Linked DNA regions of Mus musculus: regions 2 and 3 are each linked to region 1. The links are chromatin loops, found by intact Hi-C in ENCODE. Cell type or tissue: heart. All regions are shown on one strand. Each heading gives the region's core, and the rest is flanking DNA. Links, peaks and the distances in the headings are about the cores only.

Region 1 (10,318 bases), core at 1,871-6,870:
GCCGGGGGCGGGGGGAGGGTATAGGGGACTTTTTGGATAGCATTTGAAATGTAAATGAAGAAAATATCCAATAAAAAAAGACTCATTCAACCTCACACACCTTGGATATTTTACATGTTGATAATTGGATCATGCCTTTTTTTTGGATCATGCCTTTATTGTTCTTTTGTATGCTACAGAATTAAATCTATGATGATTTTTTTGTATTCAAATATCTTATTGAAAGTCTTACACTTGTTCAATTAATATTCACAAAAAGAGATTCATTAACATAAAAGAAATAAATGCAATGTATATCTTAACAACAACAACAAAAATAATCCTGAATCTTGATGGTGAGTTGACAGACCCTTCTATGAACACCTCTAAATCTTTTCATTGGACACAAATGAAAGTTATAGTCTAGGAACTTTGCAGTTGCAGCTTTTGTTTTGGTTCAGGATTTCATTTTTCATTTCCCACTCTTGGGTGATATGGACCAAGGCCTGTCACTTGTGGTAGCCATTATGTAATATGTTCAATCTTTTCAGGGTTCTTTGTAGGCATACTTTTTCCAACCTACTTTAATAAGAGTTCAACATCTCCTCTAGCCTACCACCAACCAGAGGTAGTGGAAAAGAAAAGTCACTAGGACACGGGGGAAGTGGAACTGTTTAGAAATAGTTCATATATATATATATATGTATGTATGTAGAGAGAGAGAGAGAGAGAGAGAGAGAGAGAGAGAGAGAGAGAGCTAGCTAGCTCTTCAGCAACCCAATGGCAGAAGCAGATCTAAAACTGAGTAAGATCTTTCTGAAATGCAGGAGAGCATGTCATTGTATGTTGCTTTGTTGCTAAAACTCTCCTAATTTAGCATTTAGAATTGATTTTCCTCACTGCGCAGACTGTAAACTTTATCAGGTCTCATTTAGATTCTGTTTTTCAAGGAGATAAGTTGATTCCTTTGTCTCATTTATAGGAGAATATATTTTAAACCTTTCAACATATTGGGAACAATGGGGAGAATGTTTGATTTTTGTTGTCATAGGCATAATAAAACTGAATAACCAAGACTAACATTAGTTTGAACTTTACCTTGGAACATATCCATGAAGAACAAAGTAACCCAGATTAATCATTTCCCTTTTTTCCCTTGTAGCTTATATCAAAGACACTTAGACATCAGTAAGTTACAGTTTGTGAGTGACTTGTCATAGCCTGCATCCATCTTGATGCCTTTGCATTATTTAGAATGGCTATTTCCCCCACCCCTTTGCACTACTCAATCTGCTTTTCCCGTTACTTCAGCTATTCGTTTACTTTGTTGAGATGTTTTTATCTTTCAAACCACATTACTTGGGAGGATAAGCTGCAGGCTGAATCAGACTGATTGTCAGTTCTGATTTGGAAGGAAAGTTCTTGAAATCAAACAGTGCTGAGCTTGATTGCTCTGTGTCCCAAGAGATCTCATTGGTACATTTCTGAAAGTTTTAAAAACTTCACAAAGAATGTAGGTCAGTTAATGTGTTCAGCCATATTATTTCAGATTAAACTTCCCATGAGATTGGTAGACCTCCCCTAAAGTTTGCTGTGGCTATATTTTCATTTATTTAAGTAAGATAAAGAAGTAAAGGCATCTAACTACAGATAAACTTCCACATGCCTTTGTTATGATACAAATTTTACAGTCATGATGTTAGCAAAATTTTCAGTGCAGTATGCCACATAGTTGAATTCTGTTATTTTGGAAAATGAATAAACTCCATTAAGGTACCCAATGAAGGTTTTCTCACCCTCTGTGGTCAAAATTTTACCTAAGCAATGTACAGGTTATATTACTATGATTGTCTTTAAAAATGAAAATATCCCACAGACAGGTAAAATGATCACAGGTAGCAAGTGGATTGTTGGGCTTTTAAAGCAAGAATTTGCTATCCTTTTCCATAGTCTAGATGGTATATACTTCAGTCTTTGTGCATCATATTGTCTTTACTATGTCTCTTCTATTCTGCTACTATGGTATAAAGTACCTATAGTAGTATATAAATGAATGGATATGAAAGAATTCCAGTTAAATTTAATTTACTAAACCACTGTCAACCTGATGGGTTACTTCTGACTATTATACTTTTTAAATTCCTCTTATCATTATGTTCAAGGGTGCATGTGTATGTGTGGGGGATAGAGGTATACTTCAAGTGCCTCCCTCAATGGCTCCCTACCTTACTTGTTGAGATAGGGTTCCCACTAAACATGGAGTTTATTGAGTTATTCAAGATGCCAGGCCAACCAGCCCCAAGGACCTGACTGTGTCCCCAGCTCCTGTAACTGATGCCCTGGAGTTAGATCCTTATACAACTGCACTCAGTTATTACCTGCTTGCTAGTGATTTAAACCCAGGTCCTCATGCTTGTGTAACAGACACCTTACTGACTAAGGCATCTGCCCAGCCCTCAGAGCGGTTTCTGTTTTAAAATGATTTATTTTAATTATATGCATGCACATGGGTCTGTAAGTAGGTATGTGGATGTGAATAACATTGCCTGTGGAGGTCAGAAGCACCACACACATTGATCTGGGTTAAACCACTCGACATGGATACTGGGAATCCAACTGTGATCCTCTGTAAGAGCACTATGTACCCTTAACCTCCAAATCTACTCTGCAGCCCCAAGAAGAGCTTTTTCTTTTTTAAAAAATATCTATCTATTTGCATTTTATGTGTGGAAGTGATTTCCTGTATGTATATATGCACTTGATGCATGCCTGGTGCCTGCAGAAGTCAGAAGAGGGCTTTGGATCTCTTGTGAGCTATTATATGGATGCTGAAGACTGAACTTGGGTCTTTTGCCAAAGTAGCACATGTTCTTAGCCACAGAGCCATCTCTCCAGCCTAAGGAGATGATTCTCAATAGAATAACTTTGCATAGCCAAAACCTACCATGAAATTCCTGGAGAACTGAGAGGATGTCATGAAATACAGTGGCTTCGTGATCATTTTGCTATCCATCCCATTATCTTGTACTAAAAGTCACTTCATCTGTCTTTTTGTTTTGTTTTGTTTTGTTTGAGCTGTTTTTCCCTTGTTTAGGCAAACTTGTCAATAGTTCAGATATTCATAAATGCCATTTCTATAGTTCCCCTTGCCATAGCAAGATTTGGGGACTTGGGGTTTTATTTAATTAACATAAAGCAACAGTGATGCTGAAAAGATCTTTATGGGAACTGACTGAGAAAGGATATGTAGTGTTTATTGGGATGTTGATCACTTCACTTTTTAATTTGCACTTGACCAAGTATTGCTTTATGTCATTTTACCTTGTGGAAGGAATTTTAGAGTTCATCAAAGTTATTTTATATCCTCAGAAGACATGTGCTTGTTTATTGCTGTTTACCTGTGTAACCATGTATAACTAGTCTGCTTTCCTACTGAGGTGGAGCAGGCAAATGTCCTTCAATAAGTATTTTCACATAGGTTTGTTTCATTTGATAGAGTTCAATTATTTTTACAGACAAAGCAGAGAGAAGATAAAGTTACTTGCCCAAGGTCACCTAACCAGTTGAATGCAGATGGATTCAACAACAGGTCTGCTGGCTCTCACAGGCTGTTCTTTCCCCCACTACAGCACAAAGTCTACAGGAAGCTGCTCTCAGTTCTTGGCAGGCTTTCTCTTTGTTTTTTGTTTTTGTTTTTTAAATCCATGCTCTTTAGAAGGAAATCACAAGAGAGAACTGAGTAGCCGAGTCTTTGATTCTCTCATATTTTGGAAATGCACGTTTTCAAAAGAAGATATGATTCTTTTATTTAAACAACCAGAGTTCTAGGACCAGGGTATTTCCAAATAAGGGTAACGTCCAGAAACAATTTGCTTTCTTGGCAGTCTCCACACATTCTTTGTGAATGTAACTACATTTCCCATATTCCTTCTTCAGCAAGGACTCTGATGGTAATAGAAAGTTTTGAAAAGGTTTGGCTTAGTGATATTCTTTGCAGATTCAAAGTAACTAGACTTCCTGGAGCTGGCTGATAGGTTCAAATTCTGAAGTTAATTTGAATTAGAGTACAATTTTATATAGGCCAGATCATGGGTATAAATTGAGGTTAAACAGGAATGGTAAAATAATATGATACAGGGGATAGGTGAGAGGCAGAGGAGAATCTGTTAAAGTATACCTCTTTAAAAACTCTGCTGTTATTTCTGACACCTTGTATTCTGATTTTATTTTCAAATCACGAGATTAAAAGTATTAAAATACAGATCTTCAAGTATGTGACTTTACATAAATATGGGATCCTAATGATTTTACCTCATTCTTTTTCAAAGAAAAGCACTGAGAATATCATAGAAAATTGTGGCAGGACAAAATGTGAGGATAAGTGAGCTCTTACTTCAAAGTGTTGGAATATCTATGATGTGTAGACTTTAAACGCTGCTGTGCAAAACTGTAGCTTTTCCCTATAACATCTATATTTAAGGTTTTGAGTCTGAATACTGAGATTCTTTGAGAGAGGACTGGGGAAAATACAGTAATCTGACTTAGCCTCTCCTGGTTAAGGTTGACAACATTATATCTTTTGGCTCTTAGCAGCTGAGACGTTGGAGGACAATGGGTGAGGAACAATAAGAAGGTGACAGACTCAGAGTTGTTATTCACAGTCTAAATGGATTACTGCTGAGATGCCCATTTTTGGTCCACATGTGACCTTCAGATCAGCAGTCCATGGCTCCTTTCCCACTACTGCTGTGACTTAGGAAACTGCTACCAGAACTACAGTTCTGTCTGGACAAGACCACCTCGCAGCAGTAGCTTCCTAGGCTTTTGTTGCTGCCCTGATGTAACAATGGCAGGAAAGGAAGTATGGGGTTTTGAATCTCTTTGCCATCTGTTGCCCACTTGCTTGTGTATACTTATGAATCCCAGTACTTAGGAGGCTGAAGGGATGGTGGTGAGTTTTAGGCTTTCCAAAGTTATATATAGCAAGACCCTGTCACAAACAAAAGAAAATAAAACATAAGCTGGCACACAAAACCAAACCAACGAACCAAACAAACAAACAAACAAAAAAACACCACCACTGCCACGCACACTCCAGTGAAGTCTGCTTGACAGGCTGAGAAGCCTGGGAGCACTCACGAGGCAAAGAGTTTTACGGAAACTCACCTCCTGGAGTTTTGGCATTCTCATTAACCCGTATACTCATACCCTATCCCTGAATTAGTCTTGTGTATGGATCCACATGCTCTCTTTTAGTATTATCTTATTATAAGTGTCTTTTAAGATTGAATTCTGACACAGCCAGAGCCTTCACCAGTGTTCCAAGGTTCCAGAAGCCTTCGTGCTCAGAATCCGGTAGGAATGCAGTAAGGAAGTTACCCATTCAATAACTAATTAAGCATTACAAGAGCCAAAGCAGCTCAAAGCTGGTCTGCAGAGTGTTTACCATGAAAGAGCCAGGGAATCCTACTGAGATAGAAATCTTCAGTACAGGCTACATTGCATACTAGAAGCAAGTTGGTGAATTCTTCTGACAAATGGAGATTCTCCACAGATACTTAAAAGTTACTAGAAATTATCAGGGCCCAAGAAATAGGGGGGTTGTGGTATTGCAGTATTCATGAAAAGGTCTGCTAAAAGTAGAACCCCTGGTGATGGGCTTAACAATAGACTAGCTTTACACCTGGCTCCCTTCTTAGTGGCATCAGCCTGGTCCCCACCTTCTTTTGATGTATGCGTTCCTTTTATATTGTCACTGTTACTTGGTGGATTGTATCTCATCTGGTTTCTTGCTATTCTGCTGTATAAAAAGTTTGATGCTCAACCTGACAAAACACATTCAGATTCTACACAACCTCCTGTGTGCGTCTGTCTGTCATTCCTGCCAACTCCTTGCCCATCTGCACCCAGAGACAGGTTCCACGCAGATGAAAGAATCTAGTGGGGAAACCCCCACTCATATCCCGAGTCGGGGTACAACCAAAGAATCACAAGAGACCGTCTTGATGCAAACACATGAGGTAGTTTAATGACGGAGCTCCGGTACAACATGTATCTCACACAGGAGATAGTGGTTGTCGACCACGAGGCTCGAAAGCTAGGGGTTTTCAAAGAAAAGGGTCTGGGGCTGGGGGAGGAATTGGCGTGGTTTCACATGATTGGTTCATTTAAACATCAGCAGAATGATTACACATCAGAAAAAAAGTACGTGCAGGTCAGGGCGTCAGGAATTCTGAGGGCCAGGTGCTTATCTAAGTCAGCAGAGCATCTGGTTAACATTTAACCCAGGTCAGAAGGGTGGGAGATAGGGAGAAGCCGGGCCAGTCTGGACATTCTTGTATGTCTTTTCTATCTTTATGGCTAGTTGGTTCCTGGGATGATTTTGCAGCCTTTGTTCTTTGCTCTAGGCCCAAAAAGCCCTCCTAACTAGCAAGCTGCATGAGTCATGGACCTTGAATTTTAATTTTCTTTCACAGACAAGGGACCCAGAGGGTCTGCGGCACACCACCACCAAAAAACAAAAACAAAAACAAAAACCCAACAAACAAAAACCAGATCCCCCCTGAAAACCCTAACCAACCAAAACAAAACAAAACCCTCCAAAAACCAGTATCTTCTTAACTAGCCTTTGCCTTCCATCAATTTCAGTGTTCCTCCTTAGAGCCTGCATAACACATGCCTATGATCTCAGAGCTCATGAAGTAAGCAGGAGGAATGAAATCTAGAGGCCAAACTGGGCTATAAAGCAAGAATGCCTTAAGGAAATGAGGGCAATTGGGGGATGGATGGGAGGCTTTTCCCTGGGAAAGAGCACTTCTCCCACACAGCATTTCCTGGGTGCCCATGCCCTTTCCTCTTTCCATATTGGCATGGCAATTCGATGTATTATATAGTCAAGAATGTACACACATACAGAGAGACACACACACACACAATTAAAGAAAAAGATGCCATGAATTTGAATGAGAGCAATGTGGGTGCATCAGAATAATTGAAAGGAGGAAAAGAGATGGGAAAAAAGATAGGTAATTGTAATTTCCTAAAAATTAAAATAAAGCAAATATTTTCCATTTCTAATGATTTTCTTTCTATGTTAGTTTAGACTTCTTACATTCACGAACTTACACATTCATTCTAGGGTTTTCTTTGTTTTGATAATCTGTTCACTGATTCACTATTGATTTCTTCTCACAATTAGTACAGATCCAGCTACCCACTAAGAAGAAGAGGTGATGGATACTGTATAGAACAAAATGAGGAAAACTTCAATGTCTTAGCTATTCATCTTGACTAGAATATCCAGTATGTTGCTTTTCTGTTAAAATTTCTCAGTACTTAATAAATTTTGTATGGAGTATGGAAATAACATGATAAGATGATATTCTGATACATCAGTATAATCTAATGAAAAAAAGGAAATCTCCAAGTTAGATATGTGATCACATAGCTGAAGAAAAGTCTGCCATCCTTAGAGTTTCTACTTTTCTCATCCTAGATGGCTCCACACTCATGGCTGTTTATCAACCACTCTTGTGGCTTGTCTCATACTGGTGTTCCCATTGCCTGCTCCTTTCAGAACTGCAGTTCAAGGTAGCCATAACCTCCCCAGAGTTAGTCATGTGCTTGACATCTGAAATTCAGCTAAAGACAATGTTCTTAAGAAGATACTGGGTGCTAAAAATGATGTGTAAAGATAGAGAAAGTTGCATTTATGGTGATTATAATGTTTTTGAAAATACATGTTTCTTTTTTTTTTCCAGATGCCTCGTGTATGGCAAGATTGATGTATGTTGATTAAAGCCTGTAATAATGTAGAAACGTAGTAATGAACATGTCTTAGCATCTAAAACATTTTTGTGTTTAGTTTGTTAAGACAGGGTTTCATATTGACCAGGCTGGCTCTGAAATTGCTATGTAGCCATGTGTGGACTTGACCTTCTGATTCTCCTGGCACTGCCTCCTGAGTGCTGGGATAATGGGCATGCACCCATTCATTAATTTTTATGTAGTGTTAAGAACTGAACCTGGATTCTTGTCTATTTGAGGCCAAGACTCTTCCAACTGAGCTTCATCTCTCAGTCCATAGACTTCATTTTTAAAAAAATTAATTACATATATTTGATAATGTATTCTCCCTACTCCCTGAGATGTACTCTTGATATATTGCTCAGGCTGACCTTGAACCTCTGAGCTTACAAAATCCTGGATCAGCCTCCACAGGAGCTGGGACCATAACCATGTCCCATGTGCCTGAATGTGAAAATGTTGATAATTTAAAATATGTGTTTAGAATATATTAATTTGATGGAGAAACACACAATACTCAGTATCTTTAGTATTTGAAGGCTAAAAGTTAAATTAGCAATGAAACCTTATTCACTTATTGTCAATGAGTATAGTTCCTTGCGTTTTGTTGGCCTCCAACAATATAAATATTTCATAGCTACTTCATAACTGTAACTTTGCTACTGTTATGAATCATAATGTAAATATCTGATATGCATATGTATACTCTTAAGGTGTCAATACCCCGTTGTGAATGACTAGAATAATATTTTATATGCTGATGGAAATGTTTTGAAATTTTAGTGAAATTCATGTTTGCATTTTGGAAGAACTAATTTGGGAAAAATGTCTAAGAAAGTAATATTAGTTAAAATAAAAAGTTTGTTCTTTGGACATCAAAACTCTAATTGTAGAAATATGTTTTTAAGAATACAGATTCAAAAATATACATTTACTCATATATCTTCTGTTATGTATTTAAATAAATGAAAAATTCAAAGCAACCTAAAGTATCAACAATGAAATGCTCAAATAAATGATGATATATACATACGAAGACTTAATATATAGCCATTGAAAATACTGCTTTTACAAAACATTTAATGGCATGGTGCTCATTATAAAATATCAAATGAAGTAGGATTAAAATGCATATAACAGACAATCAGGACTTATATATTTTTATATAATATAATCATGAATTCAATACTTCATTCAAATAGGACTATATTTTCTTAATATTACCATGGATAGAAATGGAATAACTGTAGCTTAAACAATGTCTCTATAGTATAGTGGTTCTCAACTTGTTGGTCTTGACCCCATTAGGGTCATATATCAGATACCTTGCATATCAAATTGTTATGTTATGATTCATAACAATAGCACTATTACAGTTATGAAGTAGCCACGAAATAATTTTATTGGTGGAGGCCATAACATCCCAAGGACCTGTATTAAAGGGCCAAAGCACTAAGAAGGTTGGGAAGCATTGCTACAGAATCATCTGTATCTGAGATCCTTTCCACATGGTCATTTTTAACTCCTGTTTTTTGTCCCTATGCTCCTCACCTCGTGATCCCAAGGTGATTGCTTTAAACACACCCTCACCAGCACACTCTAGAATAGAAAGAAAAAGGAAATCAAATGGAAGACCTGATTCTGCCCATGTAGACAAAGCAATGTGAATAGGAGTCTCTAAGTTTCCTCTATGTCTCATTAATTTATAATTTTGTTCCTTGCTTAATCCAAGTTTTAAGACTGCCAAGAGGCATACATCTTTAGCTGGGGGGCATTGTGATATTGGACAGAATTTATTTATTAAAGAAGAAAGGAAAACGAACATTAAATGTCTAATAGTATCTTTTACTCCATTAGGGGCTCAGAGTTAAACACCGGCTGCTGATCCTTTATTCTTTTGCCCAGATGAAAGACCAGGTAACATAATTACTAGAATTCTGCCAGTGTTTCTACTACAATAATAGAATTTCAGATATTTATATTTTCTTATGATTCTCTGAATTCTCCACATTTTATATTGTGAATTGTGCTACTGTAGTAATCAGAGAAGTAACAGTTTTCATACAGTAATATGTAGACACTTCATTGCTTCTTTGGGTATAATAGAAAACATTGGAAAAAAAACAAAATAAACCAACTTCTGAATTTTTCAATTGAGATCTTGTTAAACAGTATCACACTCAAAATGAAAAGTCTGTAACAGCATATTGTTGTCAAAATATGAGAAATAGCAAGTCCTAAAACACTATTATTTACTTTCTTTAAATATGGATATTTCAAAAAGCATAGACATCCCTATAAGCATTGAAAGTGGGTTGTGATAGGTGGAACAACAATATGAACTAACCAGTACCCCCAGACCTCATGTCTCTAGCTGCATATGTAGCAGAAGATGGCCTAGTTAGCCATCAATGGGAATAGAGGCCCCTTGGTCTTGCAAACTTTATATGCCCCAATACAGGGGAACACCAGGGCCAAGAAGTGGGAGTGGGTGGGTAGGGGAACAGGGCGGGGCGGGAAGGGTATAGGGGAC
Region 2 (10,318 bases), core at 2,177-7,176, 110 kb after region 1:
ATAATATAATATATTATAAGCAATATAATATATAATATGTTACAAATAATATAATACATTGTATATTACATAGCTTATAATATATAACATAAATACAATATATATTTTGGTGTGTAACATATGCTGCAAAAACTAGCTTTAGGGTATCCCCAGTGGAAGTCTTTTTAGTGGGACAGTAGTTCCCCCATGATATCTTACCTACTTCTAGCAGGAACTCTCCAGCTACACTCAGCAGAGGGCTAATGAATGATTGAACCAGTGTCCATGTGTTTGGACACCTGTGTCAAGTTCCTATGTCTCATGGTGAAAAGACTGTTGTTTCTAGATTCTTTATTATCCATATTATCTCCGCCTCCCCATCCCCAGCAGTAGACACTAAAGTTCTCCTTGTTCTTTGTATTTGAGAATGATTGAAGACTCTGGAAACAGGGATTTGGTGTTGATGGACTACCCAGGACTGTGTTCAGTGTCTTTTTGAACACACCAAGTTTTTGTATTGTAAGTGGCTTTAAAACCCTTCTCAGTTTCCGAAGGAAAATTATTACGTTGATACAACAAACAAGGTTTCCTAACTCTTAGATACTTCATGATCCACTGAAATTTGTTTTGCTTTCTTATATTGGTAGGGGAGAGGGACTATGGTATTGATATACTTTTCTTTTATTAATATATATGGGAATCATAATTTCCAATGTCTTAGTGTTCAATATTGGGAGGGGCTTTCTAAGATGTGCAAGTCAAAGTATTCTGAAATAATGAATAAGTAATGCCTGTAGGGAATGATGGAGGGAATCTGGTACCACTTCCATGAATTGCATCTACTATTTTACCCTCTCCTGGACACAGCAGATAAACAGCATTTTTTTTTTTAATTAGGTATTTAGCTCATTTACATTTCCAATGCTATACCAAAAGTCCCCCTTACCCACCCACCCCCACTCCCCTACCCACCCACTCCCCCCCTTTGGCCCTGGCGTTCCCCTGTACCGGAGCACACAACGTCTGCGTGTCCAATGGGCCTCTCTTTCCAGTGATGGCCGACTAGGCCATCTTTTGATACATATGCAGCTAGAGTCAAGAGCTCAGGGGTACTGGTTAGTTCATAATGTTGTTCCACCTATAGGGTTGAAGATCCCTTTAGCTCCTTGGGTACTTTCTCTAGCTCCTCCATTGGGAGCCCTGTGATCCATCCATTAGCTGACTGTGAGCATCCACTTCTGTGTTTGCTAGGCCCCGGCATAGTCTCACAAGAGACAGCTACATCTGGGTCCTTTCAGTAAAATCTTGCTAGTGTATGCAATGGTGTCAGCATTTGGAAGCTGATTATGGGGTGGATCCCTGGATATGGCAGTCTCTACATGGTCCATCCTTTCATCTCAGCTCCATACTTTGTTTCTGTAACTCCTTCCATGGGTGTTTTGTTCCCACTTCTAAGGAGGGGCATAGTGTCCACACTTCAGTCTTCATTTTTCTTGAGTTTCATGTGTTTAGGAAATTGTATCTTATATCGTGGGTATCCTAGGTTTTGGGCTAGTATCCACTTATCAGTGAGTACATATTGTGTGAGTTCCTTTGTGATTGTGTTACCTCACTCAGGATGATGCTCTCCAGGTCCATCCATTTGGCTAGGAATTTCATAAATTCATTCTTTTTAATAGCTGAGTAGTACTCCATTGTGTAGATGTACCACATTTTCTGTATCCATTCCTCTGTTGAGGGGCATCTGGGTTCTTTCCAGTTTCTGGCTATTATAAATAAGGCTGCTATGAACATAGTGGAGCATGTGTCCTTCTTACCAGTTGGGGCTTCTTCTGGATATATGCCCAGGAGAGGTATTGCTGGATCCTCCGGTAGTACTATGTCCAATTTTCTGAGGAACCGCCAGACTGATTTCCAGAGTGGTTGTACAAGCCTGCAATCCTACCAACAATGGAGGAGTGTTCCTCTTTCTCCACATCCTCGCCAGCATCTGCTGTCACCTGAATTTTTGATCTTAGCCATTCTCACTGGTGTGAGGTGGAATCTCAGGGTTGTTTTGATTTGCATTTCCCTGATGATTAAGGATGTTGAACATTTTTTCAGGTGCTTCTCTGCCATTCGGTATTCCTCAGGTGAGAATTCTTTGTTCAGTTCTGAGCCCCATTTTTTAAGGGGGTTATTTGATTTTCTGAGGTCCACCTTCTTGAGTTCTTTATATATGATAAACAGCATTTTTAAAACATATTCTAGGCTCTCAGGACACTGTACTTGCCAGCATCCCGGTCTTAAATTTCTCAGTCTTAGAACTGTGACCAGTAATTTTATGGAGTTTTGTTTGTCTATCTATTTGTTTTTAAGATAGGATCTCAGTTAGCCCAGGCTGCCCTTGAAATGTTCTGTTGTTTAAATAAATATCAAGTTTGTTGTATTTTGTTTTAGCCACACAGAGAGGCTAAGAAAACAAAGATATTGCAGATGTAGAGTCAGGCACCAACTAAGGAAAAATAACAGCAGATAAAGGAGTACAGTCAGAGGTTCCCCAACAATCCTTTAACTTTGTCCAAAACAAAAAACAAAAAACCAGCCTTACCTATGAGAGGAACCCTGCTCAGCCTCAGGAAGTGAAGGCTGTCACTGGCAGCGTTGATCCAACTCTTTTGGTTGATTACTTTAACACTTGTATCTCTTAGTTCAGCCTCCTCTACTTACCACATATGTTTATTTTGTTGTTTGTTCACTGAAGTCCCAAATCATCTCATTCCCAAATTCACACTCCACCCTTTCACAATCAACATAAAGCAAACAAAATGACATGGCTGCTTTCAGTAGCTTGTTTTGAAAACTAGGGGCTTGAGGAGATTTCTCATATTTACTAAATCCCCTTCCCCTTAATGTTATCCATTTCCCAACCTGGCCAACCCCCATCCCATGAAAAGTTGCCTTCATCTCTGCTGCTTTTGCACCCTTCCTGCTGCTGCTCTTGCCCTGCACTGACCTCCCAGTCTTTATTCCCGCTGCTTTTCCAGGTAGCTCTACCTGCTTTCACGAAATGCAGTGTCTATGGTTTTCTCTATCTTTATTTTGCTCATCAGCTCAAAAGTCTTCCGTGATTGTCTATGTCTTTTCAGGTTTAATTTGTCTTGTCACGTGAAAGAAGGTGTCAGCTCATTTTGTGTGATTCTCTGTAGCAGATCTAGAGCCAGTAGGCAGAATTCTAGGGAGGTCAATTTCAGCTGATCAAAGGAAAAAAATCCCCTAAATAGTTTGAGCTCGGTGCACAAAGAAGTAGCTTGCTAGAGAACTGAGCTTCCTGCCCCTAGGGAGGTGCATAATCAGTAGCTGGCAACTACCTGTCAAGAATGTTGTAAAGACAATTCATACTTTCAGGATGTGGTGACCCACTGTTGACCTTAAAGACGATGATAGCTGCTTTTTTTTTTTTCTGAATGTTGAATGTTGGATGCATGCCAGGCTTGGAATTTTCATGTTACCTCATTTATCTTACATCAATTCTATGCTATGAAACCATGTGGCTCTCCATTTACAGCTGGCTCTGCTTTCATGATTAACTGCACAGTCTGGACTTACTGGACGAATTACTTCTAAACAAGATGCTTATCCTATTTTGATCTCAGTCTGCTCATCTTCATAGTGTGTCCAGGGGGTATAATAGTATTCGGTTCTATTTGGGATGTTATGCAGATTATGCTGTAAATTACCCTATACAATACAGAAAGCTCTTCTTAGCACACAGTACATTTTCAGTGGCCACTATTAGTTTTTTATTTTAGATTGTATGTTCTTTGCAGGAAGTAGTTATGTGACTTCTTATGTATTCCTTATTTCAGCTAGCTTAAATTGATCTTCCTTCAGTGAGAACTTATGGTGAGTGATACAATGAATACTTGTCAAAGTTTCTCCATGACGCTTAGCATCTTCTATTATCACTATCTGTCCATTCCTATTGATCTGATCGTGTCTTTCAGTCAATTCCAGACTAGCTTCACTCGACCTTTCCCTATGAAAACACTATGTTTATTGATCTGAGACAGCAGCTATCTGGTGATTTGAGGGCATAGAGCTATTTATGCTTCCTATTCACTAGCCCCAGTTGCTATGTGAATGGAAACCTCTTTGCTGACAACCTAGTTAAATTGTCATCCTCACTTGTATTGTTTTGATGTCCTTCATCCTTCATGTCTTCCTTACAGATTGAACCCCATATATTCCACACTCTGCTTGCAACTGTCCCTTCCAGAGCATTTCTTTAGTGCAGTTCATTGCTTTCTTTGTGAAAGTTACATGAAACTCTCTCTCCATACATCTATATGTGTGTATGTATGTGTGTATGTATGTATGTATGTATGTATGTATGTATGTATGTATGTATGTATGTATATACACATATATTTTATATTAAATATATGTCCCTTTGCCGCCATTCTTATTTTGGTTTACAGGCTTTATATAACAAGAGTGGGGAGGGGCCACTTTCCATGTTAGCCCATACAAATTAGTGGTTGTCTTAGAGAGGATGCTTCTGAAGCCAGGTGCCAGCACTTGGCTTAATGCTTCATGATGTGTAAGCCAGAAAATTATGAGTTCTTGGAATTGATTTCCTCCAAACAGCTGAGCTACAGCTTTTGTTCTATTGATGTTTGTTTTAATTCTTGAGTGTGTGTTGCTTCCAGACACCCCCCCCCCCCGGAAAACCAACTCATGTGTTATAAAGAAGGGTAATTATCTCCCAGAACCTAGCTTGATTATAAGGTTTGCCTGGTTTTATCCAATGGCATGACACTTGAACATAATATGCTAATTAAATATGTTTATATCAGGAAAGGCATATTTTATTGGGATTCAAAATTAGGCATTTGGTTTTTACATTCAATCCTATGAATATTGGCTGAATATTTACTCTAGGTCTTAGTCAAGTCCTTTTACAAATAAAAAGCATCATGAATGTGAAACATGGCTCCACAGTAATTCTTAATTTCTCTGGGGATCCAAGACAAAGGTCTCTGAAAGAGTCAGAGAGCACCTGAGGTGGCAGTGTATGTTCTACATTGACTATAAGTCAGTGCCTCCTGAAGAATGGTGGCGTGCAGGGATGCTCACTCTGCTGATGTACAGAGGAAACAGATTAGGGTCATTAAACTTCACTAAGGTATAATGTGTCAGGGCTGGTCTGAGCAAGTTGAGAAATCCATTTGCCTGTCTATCAGTACTGTTTACTTGCATGTAGCTCTTTTTAGCTCAACTCACCTCTCCGGTTCACACACACAGACGTATGCATATACACTGGAACATGAGTATGCATTTTCTCTCCTTTCTTTTAGACCTTATATGTTGATTGACTTAATTATTTATGAGTTCTGAGTATCCAGAGTGTTTACAGTTTTACTCTACTATTGGGCTATGCCTCTAGCCCATTTTCTCACATTTGAAATCAGGCTACAATTTTTCCTACACAATGTAATAGAGTTGGTAAATATCTCACTTTCCATCACCTGGAAGACAGGCACTATCAGGCTCTTAGGATTTCACAGTAGTGAGTTGGAATGATGTATCTGTTGGTATGGGGACACTGACTATTTGGGTATCTGAACTCCAAAAATCTCAATTTCTGGGTCCTATCTGCTCACTTTGGGCACATTGAGCAGCTGTACAATGTTGATCTGCCCTCTCAGTTCACCTTATGGGATGAGGCCGGGTTTCTGGGCGGGAGTTGTCAGATTGACTTGCCCTGAATTTGTTCCTGCAGCAAAGCAGATGTCTGATATTGCCTAGCAATTGAAGTGTTACTGAGGCCCCTGGCCAAATGCCATTCAGTTCTGGGTTGATGCCAAATGCTTCTGCAGACAATGAGTCTTAAGGGATGTAAGGAATTAACTATTAATGGAGATTGGAATGTGTCAGCCAGAACAGCTTGGACAAAGCTTTGAAGAATCACAAGGATCTGACTGGACTGAAAAGGAGAATGAAGCAGTTTGTGGATCTGCAGGAACCTGTCAAAGTGTTTGGTGATGTAACAATACATACCATGTCTTTGTTGATATTGAAATCAAGCCAGGGAAACTGAAGCTGAGTGTTTTCCATGGCTGCATATTAACTTATCACTAATAACGAGTATCCAGATAGATGTGACAGCATGTGCTATAAAGACGGAAAATTCAAGGATCTTTGCTTAAAACTGTGTCAAATTACTGTTCACACAGGTACATAGGCAGGAGGTTGAGGAGGTCCTACTGGCCCCACATTCAGTGACTGTGCTGTTTGGTAATTCACACACTAATTTGGAATATTTTTCCCCCAACTTGTCTGTCTCTCATAATAGCCACTTTACAGTTTTCCAAAAGTCACAGGAGAGGCGACCAGCATGACTACAAACATGCAGAAAGGAGTGTTGGTGACAATTCCTCTTGTCTGATACCTTTCTACATGAAAAACCATCAGTAACTGTGTTTGTTATTAACACAATGGTGCTTGCTCTTATTATCCATAGAAGTTCCTGTCAATTTGTTCAATAGTGGATTTCAGTCTTGTAACAAATCATAATAATTTTTGAGACTTGTAACAAATCTTAATAATGAAGAACTTTTGTCAGACTGGTAAAAAAATTAAAGACAAAGTCAGCCCTAAGCATGGTCACAGCAACTGGTTTCTCATTTAGTACTTGGGCCCCTTCAGGAAAAAGGGACACTCAAGAAGCACAATCTCTAAAAGTTTGTCATATTGTAAGATATCACATCTAAACAATGGTATCTTTACTAATTTAAAGGCATTCAAAAGATTCAATTTCCAGTCTCTGTATTGGTATTTAACTCCTTTTTATCTGTCTCAGTTTACTTGCCTGTAAATGATGTGTGCCTTTTTAATAATCCTTCCATCTCTGCACTTCTTAGAATCCTTTTTTCTACCATTCTTTGTTGAGTTGATGTCATAATGTATATCAGAGGTAATAATCAACTGACTTAATAATCCATTACTATATAAAATAATTGCACCTCCTCGAATTTATTTTTGTCTGTAACGGCAATCTCGTAACACCTGAAGATGTGCTTCTGAATTCTGGCATTTTTAAGGACCACATTCCCCGATTTAACTTCAAGAAGCAGCTTGGATTACAGCCTGGTTGCCTAGAAATCCCAGACAGGCTAGAAAAGCTACCAGTTTCTCCTTGTGAATCTTTGATAATACTTTTAATATCAATGACAAGCACTCATTCCCATTCTCTTTAATCAAAATCCCCCCCCCCTTATATTTTCCTGACTGGCTCATGTAGACCTGGGTATCCTTGATTCAAGTGACATTCAGCAATTCTTACTTTCTTCCAATACAAAGGAGAAAGAAACACAAGAAAGAGATGAATAGCTTTTGTTCTGATTCCTCAGATCTTACCCAAGACTATAAAGAGGCAGGTACTTCTTGGGATTTTAGTTGTACATTTGATGGTACCATTATACTTTGAGGCTTGAAGCATTTTAAGTGAGCAATGCAGCCAGGCAGTGGTGGTGCATGTCTTTAATCCCAGCACTTGGGAGGCAGGGGCATGTGAGGAGCAGGTATGCAGGCAGTCCCAAGATGGTGCCCAGGACTGCAGCCAAGTCTTATGACTTGCACCTGACTTCCTCATACACCTGAAAATAAGCCACAGCCATCGTGAGAACTGTGCAGGTGCACCATGATGCAAGATCGGACCATATAACGAGTGATGATTCTGGCCAATGGATTGCTGTTACGTGGACTGGGCTGATGGGGCGTGGTTGAGAGGATATATAAGGGATTGCGATTGGGGGTGGGTTGTTGTTGTTTTCCCTGGAGAGATTGATTTCTGGAGAGAGATTCATGCATGATGTTGAAAGGTTCCTGAATAAACTGCTTTGAGAAGAACGTAGTGTTGTCGTACTTTTCTGCTGGTCGGAATAGGAAGAGACAGAGGCAGGCAGATTTCTGAGTTAGAGGCCAGCCTGGTCTACAGAATGAGTTCCAGGACAGCCAGGGCTACACAGAGAAACTCTGTCTCAAAAAAACCAACCAACCAAACCCAACTTAAATGAGCAATGCTTCTATTAATACAGTTTGCATTCATTGCCTGAAACTGAGGTAATGAAGTGTGGAGTTCATTTGTGAATGTTTTGAATGGCCACGTCTCCTTGAAATTATTTTTGTTGGGAACTCAAGTGAGCATTCTTTTAAAATAGTCACAATGTTGTAGTTGGCAAACCTCTGGAACAGTATCTTGGGAGAGAAATAACATGCAGTTGGGAAGGAATACTGAAATCTCTGGGTCTGCAACCTGAATTATCTGTTTCACCAACTACTGTTTTCCTGTTTAAAACCTTATGCAGATGCAAAGACTAGATCTTAGAATTTTTAATTATGGAAAGCATATATTAATGTTCAAAATCAAGGTGACATTACTTTTGCATGACATCTTTTATATGTCTGTATCTTATTATCTGTTTGTTCAAAATGTATCTCCTTATTTTTGTCCTAAGATAAAGCTGACTATTTTTAAAGGAAAGATTTTTTTCTCCAAGATCATGTGTTTTATGGTTCTTGTCTCAGGCCTCAAGTCTATTTAAAGAAACCTGCCTCCAAGCCCAGAAAATTCCAATCTGACTCCTGATCAACTTGGAATGTTTAAATTATGGATCGCAGTGGTTAGACTTGTGCTTCATCTTCTAGTGGCAAATGCACCGTCTGAGGTTAATCTCTACTAATGACTGAAACCTTTTGGTGACAGGGAGTGCTGGAATGAGCTTTGCATCTGATAGATGTTGGCTATCATCAGAAAGGCAAGTTCTCTAAATAGACTTCAATCCTAAAGAGTGCAGTCTTTCAAATGCCTTACACAGTTTCCTCCCTCTTTCAAATGCCACGAGTTCCTTGAAAACATCACTTTCTCTTAACCTCTGAAAAACATGCCTTCCTAGGATCCCGGGAGTGGGGGGGGGGGGGGGGGAGGCGGGTAATTGCCTGGGTCAGGTTAAGACAACCTCAAGGTCAAATGGTGCTGTGGGTTTTTCTAATCCTTCAGAGCCCTAGGAAAAGACAGAGGCTACCTCTACTCAGTGGGAAGTAGCACAGAAAACAACACAGTGTAGTTTCATTGAGAAGTTAAATCGAATGAGGTTTGTACTTTTTACATTTTATTTGCCTCAACCTGGTGTAGCCAAACCTAAGTGGATGTGATGTCCCCCACAATTCTTGTGTGTCATAGAACACAAGACTGCTGTTTTTTTAAATTATTCTTTTTGTGCCATAACTATATTTTCTTCTTCTGTTCTCTCCCTCCAAGCCCTCCTATATACCCGATATTGATCTCTTTCGAATCTATGGCCTCCTTTTCATTGGTTGTTGTGATGTACGTATATGTATTCCTAAATACATAGATACAACCTGCTTGGTCTGTATAGTGTTACTTGTATGTATGTTTTTAGGGCTTGACATTTGATATCAGATAAATTGCTGTGCTCTTCCTTGGGGAAGACAATGCCTCCTTTCAGCATTCCTTAGTTGCCTCCAGTGCTTTGGTGTATGGTTGAGGCCTTGTGGTCTTTTTGCTGTCTACTTTAGCATATATATTGCTGTTATCCTTGTTCAGCTTATGGCTCATTGCTTTTCTGGCAATCAGGTTGTTGAGACTTCATGTGGGTGTAGTATATGGCAGTCCTAGGAGACACAATCTCCCAGAAAGCTCCCTGATTCTTTGGCTTGGACTGGGGAAGTCTACACTTATCTGTGGGTATAAGGACAAATGTTTATAGGTTGTGGTTAGTTAGGGATTATGCTAGTTTCATAAATTATTGGTTCAAGAGTCTCCTCCAATAAACACAACTTCAGCAGCTCTGAGTAGTTAGCTAAGTTTCCCGTATCTAGCACGGTCTCCCTGTTATTGACTGGGTCTTATAACGATAAGAGAGCTACTGGTCACCACCAAGGTATGAGTGCCACTACTGTACCCTTAGGGTTATCATGCCATGCTGGGTGTTGCTGTGGTTTATAGACAGCACAGCTCGGTTGTTGGTTGCTTCCTAAGCTGCTGTTTGCTCATAGTTCAGAGAAATAGTATGTGTTTATGAACACAGAGAACAACTTAATGATATACATGGTTTCTCTCTGTGAAACCAAATCTAGTCGATGAGCGTGCTTTTTCCAATTTTATCTTTTGATGATGTGGATGTATTTTAAATGTAAATAATTATCTCTAAACATCAGCAGAACTGCCTTGCCTGCCATTGTCATATAACCATAATGAAAAATAAGAAGGAAAAGAAAGACATCCACAGTGCTAGTCAAATACTTTGTCCACTTTCAACTTTGGAAATGGTGG
Region 3 (10,318 bases), core at 3,371-8,370, 210 kb before region 1:
TACAATGATGTCATCATTTGCTTTCTGACCCTCTCCAAGATCTTCCAGAACATTAAGGGTATATCTAAGAAAAGCAGCAGAAGAGAGTCACAATGGATTCTATGAAGAAAAATGCAAACATTAGAAATATACCTCATGTACATTTTTATCATAAATATTTCATGGGGGGTCAGCAAGGTGGGCAAGTGGGAAAAACAGCTTGATGCACGTGAATCTGATTCCTACAGGGTGGATGGTGAAAAATGATTCCCCAAACTTAGACTCTGACATCCATCTGAGGCAGTGGTATGAGCCTTGCTCTATTTACTCACTCTTGCACATACAGTTTATGCATATGTATAGAAATTATATACAAAATTAGTATATATACACACATAATAAAAGTAACTTTGTGCAAAGAGCCATGCTTGTGTGTGTGTGTGTGTGTGTGTATCAAGGAGGAATTGGGGAAATAGCTCAGTCTGTAAAGTGCTTGTGTTACAAACACAAACATGAAGACTTGAGTTCAAACAGGAGCACCTATATAAAGAAATGCCGGGCATGTGGGCATGTGATTGTAATTGTAGTGCTGAGCAGCTGAAAACAGCAGATCCCTGGGGCTCACTGGCCAACCAACCTAGCCAAAGAGCTAAGCCCAGGTCCCTGCGAAAAGCTTGATCTTTATCTCAGGGGAGTGGACAGATCTCAAAGCAGGCGGATGGTGTTCCTGAGCATGACACCTGAGGTCATCCTCTCTTCTCTCCCCTCTCCTTCTTCCTCTCCCACCCCCCTCTCTCTGCTGGCTAGTCTTGTGTCAACTTGACATACAAAGGAGGGAGCCTTAATGGAGAAAATGCCTCCACAAGACCTGGCTGTTAGTAATTTTCTTAATTTATTGAAGGGAGAAGGTACAGCCCCTTGTGGGTGCTTCTATTCCTGAGATGGTAGTGCTAGGTTTTATAGGAAAGAAGGCTGAGCAAGCAATGAGGAGCAAGCCAGTAAGCAGCACCCTTGTACCCGCCACCCATGTCCTCTGCATCAGCTCCTGCCTCCAGGTTCATGACAGGTCTGTTTGCCCTCATTGAATTCACAGCAGCTGTCATTGCCTGAACAAGACCCATACAAGATAAAGACACAGAATTACAGCATGGATAGAGAAAGGACCCATGGTGCCACACTCCTAGTTTTGACAATTGATATGACTGGGTGCCAGACTCAGTTTTTATTATGGAATGTGGCTTCTAATAGGTTCCCATGCGCCACATGCAAGATTCCACACTGTACATATGGGAGGCATTATATAACCCAGTAAGTTATAACAAAAGGAATTAAAGTCGGAAGGAGAAGTGGGGGAATCCAGCAGGGTTGGAGGGGCTGGAAGTGGGACTGGAAGTTATTAGAGCTGACTGTATGAAATTCTCAAAGAATTATTAAAAATAGATCAAGTAAAGGAATCTTCAATTTCTTAAAGAATTATAAAAATTGTAATTATTTATATGTACTAGAACACATGTATGTCATGGTACCCCTATGGAAATCAGGGAACAACTTGCAGGACATGGTTTTGTTCCTTCACCACATGAGTTCCTGGAACAGAACTCAGGTCATCAAGCCAGGCACAGGAGCTCTAACCCTGCTGGCCCTGATGGTCATATCCAAATGGAGACATAGAGATGTTCAGACTTCTGATAATTTAATGTTCTTGGTTTGTTCCTTTGAGGCAAGGTTGAACTTTATAGTTCAGGATGTCCTAGAATTCACTATGTAGCCCAAGCTGGCCTCAAACTAGCCAATTCCCCTCCTCAGACTCCTCGGTGCTGAGATTTCAAGTATGAGCCACAATTCTGGGCTTCTGACAACATTTCTTTATTCATTTCGGGGCTCTGAGGATAGCCTCCATGCATGCTAAGTATATCCTAGACGACTGGGCTGGAGCTGCAAACCCTCTGACAGTTTTAGTCAGGGAACTCCATGAGAACATCTGTTAAGGTTATTCAGTGACATTGCATCAGGTTTAAGTCTATACCTCAGACTTTTGTGCCAAGACTGGCAACAGCTACAGTTCTACCTAACTCACAAGGAGGTATCTCCCAGTGAAGCTCCAACATACACTCATAGCAAAGTCATTTTAGAGTCTAAGTACAATGAGCTCTGAAGTATATTCATTGAACTAAATGATTAATTTAAGCAGTGAAAATATACTAAGGGTGAATTCCTATATGCATATTACTCTGACGCTTCCATAGCCAATACTGTGCACGATACCTTCTCATCAGCTGCCAGACTACAGCCAAGGTCAAGGTAGGGTTGCCATCGTTCAGGTCTTGTCCTCCAATGCCAACCAAGGAGAATTTAGCTGGATTCTTCCCTAATTCAACTGCATAGTTGCAGTTTTCTAACTGCAAATGGACAAAAGCAAAGTAACGGTTAAATATTGTCATTTGTTCAATCTCTATTCTCTCTCCCCACCCCGTGTATGTGTGTGTGTGTGTGTGTGTGTGTGTGTGTGTGTGTTGTATAATGGTAAGTATCTTCTCAATGCCAAGATCTAGTTCTTTCCTCCAGAAGCAGCTTAGGGTCTAGAGGTTTTTCATCTATCTATCTATTTATCTATCATTTTTATTTTTATTTCATTTGCATTTGTGTTTTGCCTGCATGTATGTTCTTGTGAAGGGTTCAGATCCCCTGGAACTACAGTTACAGACAGTTGTGTGCTGCCATGTGGTGCTGGGAATTGAACTCAGGTGTCCTGGAAGAGCAGCCAGTGCCCTTAAACACTGAGCCATCTCTCTATTCCGGGTCTAGAGGTGTTAAAGTAAAAGAAAGAAATGAAGAAGGTTCAAGGTTCTCTACCTTCTTCATGTTGGCCCCCAGCTTTGGGTATGGAGGCTTGTTAACTTTACTCCAGTCCACAGGAACTTTAATCCTCTCATACAGCTGTAGGATCACCAGAGCATCCTGCAGGTCACTAACAATGGGAAACAGAACTCCATCAGTGATCATGAGCAGGGACACAAATCACCCAAGATCTATAAAGTCACAGTTCCTACGACTCATATGTTTGTGCTGAAAATAGAGCCAAGACCATTCAGCTCACTTAATAGTATGTGAGCACAGCTGGGCAAGGTGGCACACACCTTTAGTCCCAGGCTTGGGAGGGGGTGGCAGGGTGACCTTTGTGAGTGAGTTCAGAGTGGTCTATACAGCCAGTTCCAGGACAGTCAGGGCTACACAGTGAGTTCCTGACCTGTCTTAAAAAAAAAAAAAAAAGAAGGGGCAGCAGTAGTGGCATAGGCCTTTAATCCCAGCACTTTGGAAGCAGAGTCAAGCAGATCTCTGTGAGTTTGAAGCCATCCTGGTCAACAAAGTAAGTTCCAGGACAGCCAGAACTACACAGAGAAACTGTCTCGACGAAGACAACAATGATAATTGTAAGGATGCACACTTATTGTAAGCAAAAAGTGTTATAAAGGTTGGAAACACAAGATGAAAACCCCAAACCTTACTTGAGAGTCAAATAGATGTATAATAAACAACGATGTATCTAAACAAGTAATATGATTTTGACATATATGTAAATGCGATTAATAGAGTTCACAGGTAGTGAATGGTAGATGGTAAGAAAATAGTGAAGGTAAGGAATATTAGGATACAAACCATTGTATGTCAGCAAAGAACAGTCTGGCCAAGAAGCCAAAGGCTGAAGGAATCATGAACACTTTGTTATGAGTATTCCAGGACTATTTAAGAAACTTAAAGTACCTACTCCCTCAAGACACATTTCTATCACTTAGAGCCAATAGTCAGACAAAGAAAGAATTTGGGCTTTTGTGTATTTGGAAAATGATGATGGAAATCACGAATACTTCATAATAAGAATATCTGCTACAAATGAACATGTGGAAAGATTTTAGAGTTGCCATTATTGATGCTACATCTCCTCATGCTATTCACAACTTCCTAAGAGCAGTAGGGCAGCTTACGCATAGAGATGGTTGACGTGGGGATTAACACCAAGAGAGTTCATCCAGTTGCGGAAGGTTCTTTCTTCCCGAGTTTCCCCTATGAAAACATCCACAAAGTGCATTCATTGATTAAATGTCTTGTCCATATAGCACCAGGGCATGTATTGATTTACTTTATATGCTTTATTCTGAGTTGATAATCACCACATGTTAGTATGTCACTCTGACTACGGATAAATGAAATATGATTACAAAAGTTTATAAGTTAAATTCTGCATGTATGTATACCTTTCTGTGATCTGGTCAGACATGGTGGCTCATATCTATAATCTCAGCCCTCATTTGGCTGAGGACAGAGGGCCACCACTACAGGGTAAGCATCCACTACAGGGTAAGACCCTGTCTCACAACGACCTCCAAGGCTCTGGGGAATGTAGCTCAGTTTACTGAGTCCTTGCCTAGAGTGCAGGAAGTTCTGGCTTCATTCCCTAGCACCCTCAAACCCACAAATGATGCCTGTTATCCCAGCACTTAGAGATAGGAGCATCAGAAACTTAGGGTCATTCTTTACTACGTACTAAGTCTGAGGTCGACTGGAGACACATTAAATGCTTGTCCCAAAATAGACGACTACCTTAAAAACAACCTCAAAGAAACAGAACAAGAGATTCTTTGCTCAAAATAAATAAGGTGGTTTAAAACAAAACAAAACAAAAAAGAAAAAAGGAAGATATGGCACTAAACATTGAAGCAAGCCATTTGTTTACTAAGTGTTTCTCCTGATAGGTGAGTCTGGATTTTTTCTTTTCTTTTGTAGTGGTGGCTGTTCTAGGTAAGAGCTCTGGCACTGAGCCACATTCCTCAACTAGATTGTTTTATTTGCATATTTTGCTTCCATCACCACCTCCACCCAGCTGTTTCCAGTTCTCACTCGGCATGGCATCTAAATGGACAAAGCAACTCACTGGCTTGGAATGACGTCATTGTGGCCTCTGGGGTTTTATGGTACAGACTGTACATTAGAATTAGAGGACCTTTGACTTACCTTCTAGAAGAGTCCAGTCAATATCCTGGTTTTCAGGTTTAGTTAGTGCTGGATATTTATTGAAGAGGTTAGCTACAAAGGCCAAGTTCAGTTTGGGGTTTCCGCTGACAACATCAGCTGGAGTAACGAACTGTCTGCAACCTAATTTATCTGCTTGTTGAAGCATACTTTCGGCTCTCTTTAAATCATCAGTTTCCTGTTGAAGTAAAAGAAGACATATTTTAAAGGCCATCCATATATATGTATATATATGTGCATATATACATATACACATACACACATACATACATACATATATATGTGTGTATACACACACACACACACACATCGCCTACAATCCAATCATAGGTTGGGTAAATGATAGTACTTTCTAGCACATGATACTTATAAAATTGGTTTTGAATGCAAAACCATGAGGGATATGTAGTACCTATAAGTTCCCCAAGATGGCGCCAGAGTACATCTAAGAACTGAATAAAGTATTCCATTGAGTTTACCTCTCTTGGGAAAATGAAGAAGGAAAAAAAAATGCCGTTTCCCAACTTTTCATCCACATTCCTTTTAAGAGTTAACTTTAAATATGGACAGTTTCAGAAAAATATTTTATTTTCAAAAAAGCGTGTTTTTTTAAAAAATTGGATATTTTCTTTATTTACATTTCAAATGTATCCCCTTTCCTGATTTCCCTTATGAAAAACACCCTCCCCCTATCCCCTCCCCCCTCCCCCTGCTCACCAACCCACCCACTCCTGCTTCCTGGCCTTGACATTTCCCCCACACTGGGGCATACAGCTTTCATAGGACCAAGGGCCTCTCCTCCCATTGATGTCTGACTAGGCCATCCTCTGCCACATATGCAGCTGGAGCCATGAGTCCCGCCATGTGTACTCTTTGGTGGTTTAGTCCCTGGGAGCTCTGGGGGTACTGGTTGGTTCATATTGATGTTCCTCCTATGGGGCTGCAAACCCCTTCAGCTCCTTAGGCCCTTTCTCTAGCTCCTTCATTGGGGATCCTGTGCTCAGTCTAATGGATGACTGTGAGCATCCACTTCTGTATTTTCCAGGCACTGGCAGAGCCTCTCAAGAGACAGATATATCAGGCTCCTCTCAGCAAACACTTGTTGTCATCCACAACAGTGTCTGGGTTTGGTGGTTGTATATGGGATGGGTCCCCAATTGGGGCAGTCGCTGGATGGTCATTTCTTTAGTCTCTGCTCCATACTTTGTAACTCCTTCCATGGGTGTTTTGCTCCCCCCTTTTAAGATGGATAGAAGTATCCACACTTTGGTCTTCTTTCTTCTTGAGTTTCATGTGTTTTCTGAATTGTATCTTGGGTATTCTGAGCTTCTGGGCTAATATCCACTTATCAGTGAGTGCATACCATGTGTGTTCTTTTGTGATTTGGTTAGCTCACTCAGGATATTTTATTTTCAAAAAAGCTTTTCTTTTCTTCTTCTTTTTTGAATATCTCTCATACACACATGCCTGAACAGAAGAGGGCATTTGGATCTCCTGGATCTGGAGTTACTGCTTGTGAGTTTGGGAACAGCACTTTGGTCTCAGCTAAAGCAGCAAGAATTTTTTTAACAGCTGTGCCATCTCACCAGACCCTTTATTTTTTACTTAAAGAACATATCTGAAAAAACTTGCAATCATAGGCTTGGAGTTAAAAAGGATGTTTGGGCTGGGTGGTTGTGGCATATGTCTTTAATCTCAGCACACAGGAGGCAGAGGCAGGTGGAGGCAGGTAGATATCTATGAGTTTAAGGCCAATTTGGTCTACAGATTGAGTTTCAGGACAGCCAGGGCTATGCAGAGAAACTGTCTCAATAACTGTAAAGTGGGAGGGGTGTTTGGACAAGTTTAAGACAGCTATATGAAGGTGAAAAGAGGTTTTGGAGGGCAGACTGACAGAGGTGGGTAATATTTTGTAGGAATTTAAATGTTAAGCTGATGGACCAAATTCTAAAGCCAGTAGGGGAATCCTGGCTGGATTGTGGGGGACGACTCAAAGGGACACAGTAGAAAAACATCAAACAGGGAGGACCTGGTAGTGGGATGGTTCATCTTGACCATCAATTCAGCTTGATTTCTTTTCTTTACTTTACTTTTCTTTTCTTTTCTTTCTTTTTTTTTAAGGAAGAAAGACCTGGTTCACAGGTCCAGAGGGCTAGAGGCAGTCATGCCTGGGAAGGGTGACGTGAGGCATGGAGGGCTTGAGAGCAGGATCAGGAAACTGGCTGCTCATATTGATTCTGCACTGAGGAAACAGCCAACAAAGCAAGTGGGGCCAGACTCAAGGCCCACCTCTAGTGATGGATTTCCTCCAGCATGGCTTCATCATCTAAAGATTCCACCACCTCCCTGAACAGCGCCACCTGCTGGGAAGCGAGTGTTTAAACACATGATCCTGTGGGGGACACATCACAGTCAAACCACAAGAGGAGGGGCCTCTGAAATGGGGAGGGGATCCAGTGGGAGTAGGGGTGAGAGGACTGTGCTCTAGCATATCAGCTTGATTTCGAATGAACTTGGAGACATACCTCTGACTGTGTCTGTAATTATATTTTGAGAGAGAACAAACTATCCCAGGTAGTTCTCTTAATGCATGGGCTGGCCCTTTACCAGTACCATGGGGAACAAGCCAGGAGTAATGCTTATTTCCCCATAGTCTTTGAATGTTTATGTCATTCATAAAATACAGTACCATCAAAATTATGGAACTCACAAGTTCTCAAAATAAATCAGTATACTTTCTCTCCTGTGAGTCACGTGTACCACGTCCTCTAAAGCAATCTGAAAAGTGTCAACACCACTACATGAAGTTCCACAGAAATTTTGATAGAATTTAAGCAAAATTATTTGGGTGTGGCAGCACATATCTTTAGACCCAATACAGCGAAAGCAGAGGCAGGTGGATGCCTACGAGTTAACCACAAGCCTGCTTTACATAGCAGGTTAGAGCCCTATGTAACAAGAGTTTGTCTCAACAATCCAAAGGGGGGTGGGGGGGAACATGCAATGGTAAAAGACTAGAATCTGAAAAAGCACCTATACTTACATTGAAACCTGACATGTTAATATCTATCCGTGGCTCCCCTTCTTTCTGTCCCTTCGGTGCGATTTGATTGAGCAGATGGAAATAGGCTTTGGAATCCTACAAAAGAATTGAACATAATAGTGTGATCACACTGCCAAAGAGTAGCTGCATCTTATTGTCCCTTGGTGATGAGGACATTGGGAGCAGCTTTTGTGATAATATAAGGCATTCTTCTCTGTCTTCTTATTTGAGAGATCTTTCTTTTTGTCTTTGCACGTGATTGTTAGGACTTGACAATTTATCGATGCCATCAACCCAATAAAGCTATTAAGTATTTCTGTACCTTCACTGAATTACTGAAGTCAATAAGCTTGACAGATAAACAAGCATGAAATAGAAGAGCAGAAATCCAGGAAGCATAGGGAAAGAGAAAATGAACACATTATGGCATTACAAAGCATGATGAGTAGCAACCTATGGAAACAACATCTACTATGTTAATTGTATGTTAAATCAAAAGTTGAAATACAGAAAAGCTTAAACGAGAAACACATATGGTTGGCAAGAGAGCATTTAACCTTTTAAAATCAGAATATACTTAAGGAAATTAGCTCATCTCTCTCCCCTTCTCCCACAGTGATGGGGATTGAGGTGAAGGCTTCCCATGATCAACTAATGCAAGGATTCTTTGCTTTTCAAAAATATTCAAAACAGGCTTCATAATAAACGGTTTCCACTGACTAGGTACTTTGGCATAGGCCTGTATATAGGTTTTAGGCAGAGGCAGAAACACTGCAGTTTTGAAGCCAGCCTGGCTGACAGAGTGAGCTGTAGGCCAACCTGGCCTACAGAGTCCAATCACATCTGAAAAAAATCACAATGGCTTCCATTTGCACTATGCTTGACTTGAATGGAGAAAACTCTGGATTTAATCCTGAACACCCCACAAAATGTGAGTATGGCAAGTCACATCTTTAATTACTGAGCAGATTTGAGCAAGACCTTATCTCAGAACATGAAAGACAACAGGGCCTGGTGATATCCTATCATTTTTGTCTCTGTTACAATGGGATAAAATCCCTGAAGCCATCGTATCTACCTGAACGCTATGGTTTTTTGCACAGTTACCTTGATGTCAGCGCTGAAGTTGTTGATCTTTTGCCAGCCTGAGTTTTCCAGATGGAAGTTGGCCCATCTCAGCAGAAGCTCTTCTGGAGACAATTTCATAAGCTCCTCCAGTGTCTCACCATCTCGAAGCAAAGCTGCCAGTGCTTGTAGATAGAAACGCCTCAGTCAGTGTGTCATGTGACAGTGGCCAGGCCGAGCACTTGAGTGGCCCCCCGCCCTTTTACTTTGAAACAAACCCATGCCTCAACCTCCCAAGTGCTGGGATTACAGGCATGCAGCATCAGTCTTTCGAAACTTTGTTTGGTAATCGAGACCTAGTTTCCAGGTCCCCAAACGCTGGGCTAAAGACATGTCTCAGTTAGTAAAGGGCTTGCTGTGAAACCACAAGGACCCAGGTTCGATTGGCAGCACCCATGTGAAAGAAAAGCCAAGTGTGGTAGCACAAGTCTGTACTCTTTAGAGCTGTACAAGTGGAAGCTGGGGTGGGGTGGGATGGGGTGGAGTGTGTGCCAGGCTCTGGGAGTTTGCTGTGCAGCAATCTAGCCAAATTGGCAAGTTCTAGATTTAGAGATAGACCTTGACTCAAAGTAAGCCTGGGGATGGAGGGAAGCGCTTGGTAAATTATTTGCTGTTTAAGTATGAAGACCAGTGCTTAGATCACAGTACTTGTATAAACCTGGGTGCAGTGGTGCTCATCTGTAATCCAAGTGTTGGGGAGGTGGACACAGAAGGATCCCTGGGGCTCGTTGGCCAGCTTGGATAGCTGGATTAATAAGTCGGAGGTTCATGTACACACACACACACACACACACTTCTAAGGTAGAGAGAGACTGAGGAAGGCACCCAATATCAACGTCTCTGTGTTTTTATGTCTTTATACTAAAATCCAATGTGAACTGTCATGTTAGCTACAGATAAAGAACAGAGGCGTATGGCTTGATTTCCTGAATAGCTCTGGATTCATTCTAGTTACCATCAGCTCAACTCGGTTAAGTGCGAGCCTGGCAATTTCCATGAAGAGAAAGTAAAAATGAACAATATCCATCTTTCAAAAGAACAACTGTGCCCCATTACCTTCATTCCTGCTTAATTCAATGTCAGCAAACAGGCCAATCTTAATAATCTGCCAAAGCAGTCCCAAAACCAGGTGAGGTTTCCCGG

The links. Hi-C counts contacts between places; a loop is a spot of excess contacts. Peaks named below come from ENCODE experiments on the same cell type or tissue, not always from the same donor. Only the 100,000 strongest peaks of a DNase experiment are listed, where the experiment ranks them.
Region 2: it touches region 1 in a loop (2.7-fold over the local background); 5 of 42 quality-filtered maps call a loop at or near these places.
Region 3: it touches region 1 in a loop (2.2-fold over the local background); 5 of 42 quality-filtered maps call a loop at or near these places.

The regions. Positions count from the first base shown.
Region 1 is chrX:76,006,089-76,016,406 of GRCm38, forward strand. No RefSeq gene overlaps it. Among named protein-coding and RNA genes, the nearest start is that of Gm23320, 130 kb to the left of the region's middle. In heart, for the core only: no CTCF peak of the experiment used is centred there; a DNase peak (open chromatin) is centred at 4,743.
Region 2 is chrX:76,117,699-76,128,016 of GRCm38, forward strand. No RefSeq gene overlaps it. Among named protein-coding and RNA genes, the nearest start is that of Gm14707, 120 kb to the right of the region's middle. In heart, for the core only: no CTCF peak of the experiment used is centred there; no DNase peak of the experiment used is centred there.
Region 3 is chrX:75,791,345-75,801,662 of GRCm38, forward strand. Pls3 (plastin 3 (T-isoform)) reads right to left here. Exons shown (of 16, transcript NM_001166453.1): 7 at 10,232-10,318; 8 at 9,158-9,300; 9 at 8,051-8,146; 10 at 4,990-5,185; 11 at 3,963-4,041; 12 at 2,833-2,947; 13 at 2,245-2,378; 14 at 1-64. Among named protein-coding and RNA genes, the nearest start is that of 4933407K13Rik, 32 kb to the left of the region's middle. In heart, for the core only: CTCF peaks have their summits at 5,427 (motif pointing right) and 7,355 (motif pointing left); no DNase peak of the experiment used is centred there.